2 separate regions of the Homo sapiens genome follow, and region 1 is linked to region 2. The links are chromatin contacts, found by Hi-C or POLR2A ChIA-PET in ENCODE. All regions are on one chromosome and are shown on one strand. The core of a region is the stretch at or near the end of the contact, and the rest is flanking DNA. Distances in the headings are between cores, read along the strand shown. Region 1 has its middle 57 kb from the start of ABLIM1. Region 2 overlaps ABLIM1 (actin binding LIM protein 1).

The links. Hi-C counts contacts between places; a loop is a spot of excess contacts on that map. ChIA-PET counts read pairs that join two places held with the same protein, here RNA polymerase II (POLR2A). Pooled maps may share reads with other maps.
Region 1: a loop to region 2 is called in a map of Right ventricle myocardium inferior, with 3 times the contacts of the local background. The contact joins two enhancer-like sites. A Hi-C loop is called at or near these places in 47 of 168 maps with a recorded cell type or tissue (A673, B cell, CD4-positive, alpha-beta T cell and 33 more), 20 of 37 single-sample maps with no recorded cell type and 35 of 50 pooled maps. POLR2A ChIA-PET finds 5 or more read pairs at or near these places in 2 of 52 experiments (CD4-positive, alpha-beta T cell and WTC11).

Annotation. Positions count from the first base shown.
Region 1 is chr10:114,712,533-114,718,689 of GRCh38, forward strand. It overlaps a transcript of ABLIM1 not described here. Among named protein-coding and RNA genes, the nearest start is that of ABLIM1, 57 kb to the left of the region's middle. Within about 2 kb of position 1,804, at least 11 of the 41 ENCODE cell types and tissues checked have a DNase peak (open chromatin) inside an H3K27ac peak, as active enhancers do; they include gastrocnemius medialis, heart right ventricle, left ventricle myocardium inferior and 1 more, where a contact is called at or near this core.
Region 2 is chr10:114,468,922-114,474,745 of GRCh38, forward strand. It overlaps ABLIM1 (actin binding LIM protein 1), which reads right to left. Exons shown (of 23, transcript NM_002313.7): 9 at 4,958-5,035; 10 at 4,056-4,211. Among named protein-coding and RNA genes, the nearest start is that of AFAP1L2, 67 kb to the left of the region's middle. Within about 2 kb of position 3,515, at least 8 of the 41 ENCODE cell types and tissues checked have a DNase peak (open chromatin) inside an H3K27ac peak, as active enhancers do; they include gastrocnemius medialis, heart right ventricle, left ventricle myocardium inferior and 1 more, where a contact is called at or near this core.

The sequences.
Region 1 (6,157 bases), core at 554-3,053, 240 kb after region 2:
AGTTACATTAGCTGTATTTATCCAAGGTCACCTCCTATTTACCCAGCTCCCCGAAGCCATGCTGGCTTTCTTGGTTTGGTTTTCCTCTTCGTTGTCACCATATTGTGAGACATGCCTGCTAAGTGGATGGAAGAATTAGATGACAGTCTGAGGCTACTAGTGAAAACTTTCAGTGGTATATAGAACAACTCTGGTACAAAATGATCTATGACACGGGAATATTTGGAGTTTCTTCAAGTAATGTTGAACCTGCTCAGCAAAACTGTCAATGATTTTCTATAATTACTTCTTATTGATTACAAATAAAACCGTAGGGCAATGGATTGCCCCGACTTAGAGCTCCATCCATTAATGAAACACGCATCTTCATGGCCAGGCACAGTGGCTCACACATGTAGTCCTAGCTACTCAGGAGGACAAGATGGGAGGATCCCTTGAGCCCAGGAGTTCAAAGTTGCAGTAGCTATGATCATACTACTATACTCCAGCCTGACAGACAGAGCAAGACCCTGTCTCTTAAAAAAAGGAAAGAATATACATATTCTTGCCCGGTTATTTCTATAACATAGCTGGGCAGAATATGTTGATACGTGGTTCATGATTTAACAAGGAAGAGAGGAGCAGCTAAAGAGACATTATCCTGGTATGAGAAAATGCCTGGGAAGAAGGAATTCAATTGCTACTGTATTGTCCTCTTCCTAGAGCACATGGGTTATTTACCAAGGAAGCAGAAGAGCAGGAGGGAGGTCTTTGCTCTGGAACCAGGATAAATGGAATGGCAAAGATCCCACTTCTCATAAAATCCTTGCATTTAAGGGGAGCTATGTCCCTAAGAGACAGTGGAGCTGGGGTGGCAAATAGCATAGTTTTTAAGTTCACAGTAGTAAGATCCAACAATAAACTATACAACCCAGAGAAATCAAAACCAAGTGCAAGATGAAGAGAAAGGGAAAATCAAAAACAGGGATAGTCCGGAAGCTATCCCTCAGTGTTTTTCTTACCCAGTGAAGGGAATAAAAAGGCTTCTAACCTACCATTTCCTACCACTGGTATTTACTTAGAGAAAGCATAACATTTTCATTTGTGTTGGTCTTTTTTTAGTAGCACTAAAGAACTTTCAGGGAGTTACGGGCTGCTCCCCATTTCAATCAGCCAATTTCATTCAGTAGGATTGTTTCCCATCAGGAGGCAGCCTTAAAGAACACTTCACTCCTTTCGGTTACAGAATAATAAAAACAGTGAGGAATTCACATACATCTTTCTCTAAATGCAAACAATAGTAAGAGCTAAATATCACAGTTGTAGAGAACATCGTGCCTCCTCACTCAAAAAATTTACACAACAGATTGAATGGCAACGAAGAGGGAACCAAGTGAGACAAAAACGGGAAGCTGACTCCAACCCTGTCTGTGTTAACTGCATTCTGTACTGGGAAGGTGTTGAATTCACAGGGTCTACACACCAACCTGGACTTGAAAAATCATCTCCCAGAAATACCTAGAGAGAAACAGCCATGAAAATAATCAGTCCTCCCAAATATTTTACTTTGTAGAACATCCTTCCCAAAAGAACACTGTCTGAAGTGGCCCTTCTATGTTGTTTAGCCTGGAATTGAATGCCTTCTCTTCCTGTTTATTAATCGCAAGGCTGGAGCTGGTTTTTTAATTAACTTCATTTAGGTCATGAAATCATCCATTGGGGACCTCAGACTGAACATCTCATTTTACAGATGAGAAAACTAAAGTTCACAGAGGTTAAGTGACCTGCTGCAGATCAGGCAGCTAATCAAATTGAGAGCAGAGCACAGGTCTATGGACATGGAGTGTAGAGCTTTTTCAGCCATGGCACTCCTGGGTCACCAGCCAAACACAGCCATTTAAAAAGAGGCTGTCAACAAGCAGCGCTGAAAGAAGCCAGTGATCCTGACATCTTAAGTTGAAAGCCGCACTTGAGAAAGATTTGGGAACTCTGGGCATGTGATGCCATTGTGACTGAGGTTACCAACAGATTCCCACATCAGAGCTGGATGTGTCCAATATCCATGTGCTACCAATGCTGTGCTATTCTTCAGCCTGTAACCGGAGCAGGCAAACTCCACAGAGGAATGCAAAATGCCGTTTGTTTACCTTGGGATGATACATACACTCAGAAGGGTTGGTTTGGCTTGGTTTCAAGCAGGCTGCACGGAAGTCAATAGCAGATTATGGTATATAAACTACAGATTCAGAAAACTAAGAGAAAGCCTTTAGAAGACAATTATGCAGTTGCTGTAACAAGAAGTAAAGAAATTGACCCTACATATATTCTTATAATATATCTAGACGAGGGATTGTTATTTTTTTAAAAAATCAACTTCTGATTATCCCTCTCTGTCTCCCTTCTTCTCTCCCTTGTCCCATTCCATCTCCCTATTATGCCATGAAGGCAAGAGTGACTCCAATGTCAACTTCTAAGCACTCTCAAAGGAAGAAGGAGAGAAGGAAAGAAAAATAAAAGGAAGAAAAGTAAAACCCCCAAATCAAAGCAGAAAGTACATCTAAAATTTCAATAGGCTGAAAAGTTACTCATTTTTAATATAATATTATCCTTAATAAACTCACTAACTTTCATGTAAGTACAGAGTTTCTTCTTTGATGCAGGGAAAAAAGGCAAAAAGATTTCCCAGACAGGCTAAGGGCCAAAGGAATTAAAAGAGCGAGCCAAGAATGAAAATTCCAGTCATCTTAGTTGCTCTGCTTAGAGAATGTTACCCTTTCCTCCTAATTAGCTAGCCAAACACCATTAATTTTTACAAACACACCAAAGATCAGTATCCGAGCCCCTTCCTTCAATTCTTTCCAAGTAAAATCAGTTGCTAGAAAAGAACAAGCCTGGAAGTTTGGGAATCTCCTGCTCTTTCCTTAGTAAGAACCCATTTAGTGAAACCAAACAAAAACAAATTACACTTCTTAAAAGACACGTATTTCCTAAAAATGCCTCCTCCCTGATAAGCGATCCAGGCTAACGTTGCAGCTCAGATTACCCTCCCTTGGCACAGTGGGTAAAACTGCCTGGCTGCTCACACACAAAGTCAGGTCGCCAAGGAAAAGAAGGTGCAGAGGGAACCAGCAAGCAGTTCAAAGAGGTCAACAACGTTCTTCCTGACCTCAGCCCTCACCGTGACTTTTCCTTTTCATAAGAAACATACAGCAATATACTTAATACATAGAGCGTTTGGCTATTGAAAGTTAAAAATTGAAGTACATATATCTAAAAAAAAATTTCTTCTGAACACTGATTTTTCATTTGCAATCAAAGATTATACTTCCATTTGCAAGAATTATTTCATTTGCATAAGGAAAATGTTACTAGAAGTATACACAGAAATAAACCTAAAAAACATCAACATGTTATACACTGCCCTAGACATTTGTCCTAAGAGTTAGGGACACAGGTCAGCACAATCAGATTCCACTAGGCCATCGTAGGGATCCAGGTCGCAGAAATTCTGTCTGTCTCTACCTTCTCCCGCTATTTGCTAACCCAAACAATCAAGTGTTTCCACAAAATGGTATTGTGAGAATAGGGAAGGAAATCTCTCTGGCACTCTGAGAAACACACTTTCCACCCATCCCAAGAGCTGACATTATATGTCTCAGACAATGATCTGGAGTCCTCCAGGCCAGGGAAGTAACTATCCAATAAGAAGTGGAGAAAATACAGAAGCTTTTGTCATCATCTGGCATGTTCCTCCATATAAGGAAAATTCTATCTTTTGCGGCCAGTGTTTCTGCAGCTCTGGTTGCCACTCTTCTGCTATATTAGCTAAGTAAGGTAGGTAGATGCATGAGAGGTATAAGAGTTTTTCACAGTTAGTGTTCTCAAATTGGTAGAGAGAAACACACACACACACACACACACACACACACACACCCCTCCCCACAGCCTCAAAGAGAAAAAAAAGAAAACGAGTGTTAAGGTAGAACTTTTCCTCTGATTTGTCTTATGTGGGGACCACTATCTCCTGAACTTACAACGGATGTTTTCTTAAGGGTAGTAAGTTTTCTTCCACTTGATATACTTCATCTGAACACACATGCTAACTGTTAAGATCAGTACACTTTTCAAGTTAGAATCATCTGGTCTAAATAATACCACCAAAGATTTGGGAATCTGAGGCAAAAGTGAGTCCTTTAAAACTCCAAGAACAAACAACACTCTACTTGAGAGGTTTCGTGCAGGTCTTCAATATTGAGTTCATGCTAGCTGCTTCTGCAGATGCCAATTATGTATAAATTTTACTATAATTGCTTGCACTGCCTGGAACTGTTAAAAAAAAAAAAAAAAAAAGCAGAAGAGCAGGAAAACACAGGAGAAACAGTTAGCTCCATTAATGAGAGCTGCCACATGAACACAGAGCTGACATGGAACTTATATTTACCATAAAGTCAAGTGTACATGTGTGCCAAATTTCTGCTCAGATCACTGCCCTAAGTCCATCCCACTGATGCCAAAGCATCATGGTATCTCATTCATTCATTCATTCATTCATTCAACCAATGTCTACTGAGCCCCTAGTACTGCCTGGGGCTGGGGAACCTACAGCAAATAAGACAGGCCTCCTCTGTGAATGATTCACCAGTGAAGTAATTTTACCATTATCATTTTTTAGGAGCAAGTGAACTGCTCTGTGCTGATGTCTTTGCTTCTACTCGTGGGAAGAAATTCTGAGAATCTTACAGCTGGACGGAAAGTCTATGGTCTTAGGAAATATTTCAGCATTATAATAAATTACTTGTGGTCATTCCTGTCTATCACCCAAATACAAAAACAATAAGACTGAAATCATGTAGGGAGAACACTGGACTAACCTGTCAGCTAGGATTCTTCAATTGCAGCACTTTTGACATTTGGGGCTGGATAATATCTTGTTTTGGGGTGCTATCATGCACATTGTAGGGTCTTTAGCAACATCCCTGGGCCTCTACCTAGTAGATGCCAGTAGCACCCCTCTCCCAGTTGTGATAAAAACATCTTCAGTCATTGTCAAATGTCCCCTGAGGGGACAAAACTGCCTCCAAATAAGTAAATAGGTGAAAGTACTCATTGAAATAGATGATCAGCAGGGCACAGTGGCTCATGCCTGTAATCCCAGCACTTTGGGAGGCTGAAGCGGGTGGATCACGTGAGCCCAGGAGTTCAAGATCAGCCTGGGTAACATGGCAAAACCCTGTCTCTACAAAAAATAAAAAATAGTCAGGCATGGTGGTGCACACCTATAGTCCCAGCTACTCAAGAGGCTGAGGCAGGAGGATCGCTTAAGCCTGGGAGGTTGAGGCTGCCATCAGCCATGTTGCATCATGGCACTCCAGCCTGGGTGACAGAGAAAGACCCTGTCAAAAGGAGAGGAGAGAAGGGGGGGAAGGGGAGGGGAGGGGAGGGGGAAAGAGAGAAAGAAGGGAAAGAGAAAGAAAGAAAGAAAGGAAGGAAGGAAGGAAGGAAGGAAGGAAGGAAGGAAGGAGAAAGAGAAAGAGAAAGAAAGAAAGAAAGAAAGGAAGAAAGGAAGGAAGGAAGGAAGGAAGGAAAAGAAAAAGAAAAAGAAAGAAAGAAAAAGAAAGAAAAGAAAGAAAGAAAGAGAAAAAAAGAAAAAGAAAGAAAGGCAGGCACTAATGCCTCTTTAAGCTAGGATTCTGTAATATTAAAAATGGCAGGTAACTAACTAGATGGTGGAAAAATAAGTATGTAGAGTGTCCCTTCAAATAAAACTTCCAAACTATCAGCAGCCAGCCCCAAAGAGTTAAGTGATTTACTGCTCTCTCCATAGCCCACCCACCCCCACACACACGTTTTCTCTACTGTATAGTAGTAAGCCCAATACATAAACACCTTCCTAATCACCTGCTGTATATTCTGAAAAGAATCATATGTGGTTCCATTTTGTTCAAAAATTTTCCTTCTCCAAAAACTATTGGTAATGAGGACAAAGAATAGAGCATTCTCTCCTGATTCAGGCGGGGTGATTAATTACCTCTGTAGAACAGCAATGCAGCAGCTGTGTCTGCCAAGTGTCCCTGGGACCCATAATTAACCCAGAAGGTCTTCCGGGGGGAATCAGACTAGAAGCCAAAGGAATATAATTAAATCCCTTGCAGTTTTAAAGGTGCTCAAGTCCTAGATT
Region 2 (5,824 bases), core at 2,265-4,764:
GGCGCCTGTAGTCCCAGCTACTTGGGAGGCTGAGGCAGGAGAATGGCGTGAACCCGGAAGGCGAAGCTTGCAGTGAGCCGAGATCACGCCACTGCACTCCAGCCTGGGAGACAGAGCGAGACTCTGTCTCAAAAAAAAAAAAAAAAAAAAAAGAACCATGACTAGATATGATTGTGATACATACTTAGGTGATTAAGCTAGACAAGTTGGAACCATTTCCCTTATATATTCAAACTACGCTCATTTTACTATGATGAGTTACAGCATCTACTGAAACATAGGATCTTGTTCACATGGTTGTTGACTAAATTACAACCACAGCAATCACCATAAAATAGTTTGATAACTAAAATAGGACTTTGGTGACCAGGCATGGGGCATCCTGCCTTGGCTGCATCGCCAATCTCACTATCATTCACCTCGCCAATCTCACTATCATTCACCTCTGGCTTCCATCCTCCTAGGCACACAGGCTTCCTTGGGGCCATCAACAGGCCAAGCTTTCTGTCACCTCAGGGCCTTTGCACTTGCTGTCTCTTCTGCTGCCAGTGCTTTTCACCCAGACACCTGCAGGGCTCATTCCCTGTCAGCGCTGATGTCTCTGCTCAAACCCACTGTCACACAGCATCTCCGTGACCATTCTGTCCAGAGGAGCAACCCAGCCCCTGGTACGCTTTCTCTTTACTCTGCTTCATTTCTCCTCAGAGCCCTACCACTCTGTAAAATTATATTACATATCTGTTTCTTTACTGTCTGTCTCCCACGTGATGCCACAAGCTCCATGAGGGCAAGGACTGTTTGTTTACAACTACATATTCCCAGTGATGACAGCAGCTCCTGGGACACAGTAGTTGCTCAAGTATTTTCCAGATGAATAAAATGTTTACAATTAAAATGCAAAAAGCTTTCAAATAGAAATGAAATTCAAACAGAGCTATGGAGAACACAGCCAGGGGTGGACTTCTCAGTTTTAGAATTTGCCCTTTTCCCCACATTCTATAGTAAGTGGGCGGACTGTCTGTATTCTAAGCCTTCACAAGCTCCAGGGTCTCCTCTGCAGCTACAGCCTGTCTCTAGGGGGTCTCAGCTGGGTGAAGGCTGGTCTCAAGGTCAGGGCCCAGGTCTGCACCTGCACTGACAGCAAGGCCCTGGAGGCACCAATGGCTGCACAGAACTAATCTGACTCTTGCAGTGTTTCTTAAATGGCAATATGTATAAAGGCCAGGTGCGGTGGCTCACACCTGTAATCCCAGCACCTTGTGAGGCCAAGGCGGGTGGATCACTTGAGGTCAGGAGTTCACGACCAGCCTGGCCAACATGGAGAAACCCCAACTCTACTGAAAATACAAAAATTAGCCCAGCATGGTGGCACATGCCCGTAGTCTCAGCTACTTGGGAAGCTGAGGCAGCAGAACTGCTTGAACCTGGGAGGCAGAGGTTGCAGTGAGCCAAGATTGCACCACTACACTCCAGCTGGGTGACAGAGTGAGACTCCACCTCAAAAAAAAAAAAAAAAAAAAAAGGCAATATGTATATGAGGTCTATAAAAGAAGTGTGTTAAACTTTAATGGAATAAATAATAGAACAGCTTGTAAATTTCTCTCAGTTGCAAGATGCAAGTATTGGGAAAGAGTTCACTAATATATCTGATTTCTGATCCCAGGGGCACCCTCTATGCATAGAGAAAACCATGGGACATAATTCCAGGTTATGACAGTAAGTATGCTGATTACGAGAGTAGCCAGCATTTTTCTTAAGCACTTATTATGTGCCCAGTACTGTTCTAATGTAAATAGCTCACTTACTCTTTACAGAAAACTTCTAGCATAGGTATTCTTGTTCTCTATCTTGAGTTTGCAGATAAGGAGATTGAGGTATATAATTTCCCCAAAGTTATGTGGTTAGTCAGCATCGGTCTGGTTTTTCTTTTTTTCTTTTTTTGTGGTGGTGGTTTTTGTTTTGTTTGCTTTGTTTTGTTTTTGAGACAGGGTGTCACTCTATCACCCAGGCCGGAGTACAATGGCATGATCATGGCTCAATGCAGCCTCAACCTCCTGGGCTCAAGTGATCCTCCCATCTCAGCCTCCCAAGTTGCTGGGACTACAGGCGTGTGCCATCATTCCTGGCTAATTTTTGTATTTTTTTTCTGTAGAGATGGAATTTTGGTATGTTGTCCAGGCTGGTCTCAAACTCTTGGTCTCAAGCAATCCACCCACCTTGGCCTTGGCCTCCTAAAGTGCTGGTATTACGGACATGAGTCACCATGTCTGGCAGAGTCTGGTTTTAAATGCAGAGATTTTCACCTCAAAGCCCAAACTCTTGAGTGCTTAATGTTTTACTGCCTTGATGGAGCTGCTGGGAAACGCACACAGACACGTACACTGCACACCATGAACCCCAAATCCTTAACACCATTAAAAAAACTCACATCCCCTTGCTTGTATGGGTTAAACATTAGTAAATTCTCATCCACAGGGTCCAAGGCCAATCTCTATGCACTTTGTTCAGGAACTTCCCCTCGCCTCTTATGCCCTACGAAACTCTGTGGGGTTCAATGGCAACTGACAACCCGGGCCAATGCACCTGCGCTTGAGAGCGGCCGCAAGTGCAGCTACAGCTAAGTGACCACTAGGTGGCACTACATGAAAATGGATATCACTTCCTGCCACAGGGACCTTTTCCACGCAGAGCTATGCTCTGGAATAAAACCCAGATTAGAAAGTAAATAAATAAAAGGAACAATATATATAAAATAAAAAATAAACATAAATATAATTATCAAATAATATTATACATCTGGAATTGAGAACAATTAAACAGAATCACATTTTCATGCCTTTTCTTCTCCAAGACCTCAAAGCACTGTGAGATGCTAGATTGTTTATATTCTGTTTTAACCTTTGTTGAATAGCTGATTTGTCAGCTATTTGTTAACATCTTTGTGGACTAAAATCAGTCTACAGATGATTCTAATTCAAAAAATAAAAGAGAAAAAAATGAGAGTGAGCCGATTGGCCAGGGGAAACGGACTTGGGTAGGAAGCGACCACAGAGAACCTTCAACCCTGAGATGGGACCGGGGAGGGGAGGACCCCAAGGGGCTGAGAGGCTCTGGTCCCGCAGCAGATGGGTCTGCAGGCCGAGTATTAACGAGCCCCAAGAGGACAGGTAGCAACAATGGTAGAAATTGCCACATGCTCAGTATTTCCCCCAAGTCTGGCCTCTGATAATTGCTTTACATAGATTAGCTTGCTTAATCCTCACTAACACCCTATGAGGTAGATTCTATCATCACCCTATCTGTTTTACAGATGAAGAAACTAGGACCATTTTTCTTATTTTTTTAATATATATAGATGAGGTCTCAACTATGTTGTCCAGGGTGGTCTTCAACTCCTGGCCTGAAGCAATCCTCCGGCCCTCAGCCTCCCAAAATGTTGGGATTACAGGTATGAGCACTGTACCTGGTCCAGGAAACTAGCAGCAGAATGGCTGTCACATGGTCAAAGTCAAACAATCGGCATGTGGTGATCCCTGGGTTGAGACCAGGTAATTTGATTCCAGAATGCTGGCTCACACTCCTGTGCTAGACTGTTGCCCCATGCGCTCTACTTTATTTTTTCTTTCACATGCTAACTTTCTTAAGTTGCTGAAAACTGTAATTACCAAAATTTAGGGGGTGTGTTCTCTCTCCTCATGATGCCATGAATATACTTAAAGCTTATCACTAGACTAAGACCCCCAGGAGACCCTCACTCCCTTATTTGCTCTGCCCAGCTCACACAATCCCCACCCCCTCCCCACCTCCCGACAGCTTCCATCCCAGCATGCTAATGTTTAGCTGGTCTTCACTGTTGTTTGATGTGCCATTGTTCTGTTCTCCCACTTCTCATGATGGGCTTCTGAATACCTCAAAGCACCTGGTCTAGAAATCTGCAAATACTAGGCAGACAAAAGACCACCTGATTTACCTGAACTCCAAATGGTAGTTATTACAAATGTGACAAAAGGGAAGGTAAATTGTTGTACAACTCACAACCAGTAGGAATGTATTACCTCTCCAAGGCTCTGTCTCTCCTGTTTGTCATCATAGCCCGAAGTGTAGAAAGGCTCATAGGTAATAAGATCTGGACGTTCAATGTCATAAATTGCCTTGACCTTCGGAATGGCTGCTAAATCCTTGTAATCCAGGATCTCATTGTCTACTTTTGCCTGGCAAAGTTAACCAGAAAGAACAATTACCTTGTAGTCTGACTGCTTTAGGAAACTGTAGTTGGCGCATTTCCTGTTGTTTAAAAAGTGAAGGCCTTAAAATAAACAAAAACCAAAACATCTTGCCTAACACAGTTATACTCTTCAGAAGTTGCCCTTTATACCATATATTAATCATGTTTTTTTAAAAAAGTCACTGAACGCTTAGGAAAAAATCTGTGTAGAATTCATGAAATAGATAAATGTGCAAACCTTAAGGATAATTTCCTGAATTTATGATAGTAAAGGAAAAAGCTCAAACAGATGGTCCAATAATCCTCTCAGATGGCTAAAAACAAGAACTGCATAATTAATAAACTAAATATTTAAATATCTTTGTGGTAGAATTTAGGAACACTCAGTATCAGCTTCATAAAATATATATTTAATCCCCAAATATCTATATGCAATTTAGGTGCAAGAATTTTTTTTTTTGAGACGGAGTCTTAGGTGCAAGAATTTTTTAAGTCCCGCAACATATTACTACATTTTACAGGTCGTCTGATCACTCTGTTGATGGTCACATAAATGTAATTACCTAAAGGTAAAAGTGATTGAGGAGACTGTTCTACAAAAATGAAAATCAGGTCTCATAACAAAAATAGAAATCACTTTGAATCAGTTTTTGTTTTGGATTACCCATTCTGCTATTACAATCCACTAATTTACCTGTCCCAGAAATGTCACTTCCAGAAGTAGATACTTACATAGATAGTATGACCTGGTGAGCCAGGAATACTGGAGCCTGGCCTAGAATAAATACTTTCCGAGGATGTCCTGGTAGGCTGTAAAATAAACAGTGACTTGTAAGACTTCGGACCCTGGCTTCAGAATCTAGACTGTCCTGGGCCCTTAAGCTTTACTAAAAACTCAGCTAGTGAAAAAAAGAAACACTTATCACCTTTTTGAATAAGGTAAAATACAACCTAGAAGGAAAGGTAAATGCAAACTAGTTGTACGATCCAGTTTTGAAAAGGCATGGGGAGGCCTTTCTCTGGCCCTTCCTGCTCCTTGTCCCCTACGAGAATTTCTGGTTTACCTTTGAGCACACCTCAAAGCTTCCCATTTCTCTCCCTCTCTACTGCCGTAGTCCCAGCCCCAGTCACCACCTCCATTCATCCAGATTATTGCAATGGCCTCCCTGTGAGTTTTCTGCCTTCTCCCCTCCCTTCTTCAAATCAAATCCACCTGGCAGGCAATGGATAGAGAGACCTTTTTTTTTTTTTTGAGACGGAGTCTCACTCTGTCGCCCAGGCTGGAGTGCAGTGGTGCGATCTTGGCTCACTGCAAGCTCCGCCTCCCAGGTTCACACTTTTCTCCTGCCTCAGCCTCCCGAGTAGCTAGAACTACAGGCACCTGCCACCATGCCCGGCTAATTTTTTGTATTTTTAGTAGAGACAGGGTTTCACCGTGTTAGCCAGGATGGTCTTGATCTCCTGACCTCGTGATCTGCCCGCCTCCACCTCCCCAAGTGCTGGGATTACAGGCGTGAGCCACCGCACTCAGCCGAGAGACCTTTCAAGAACATAATTTGGATGGTCACTACTCTGCTTTTGTCTCCAGCATTGATATAG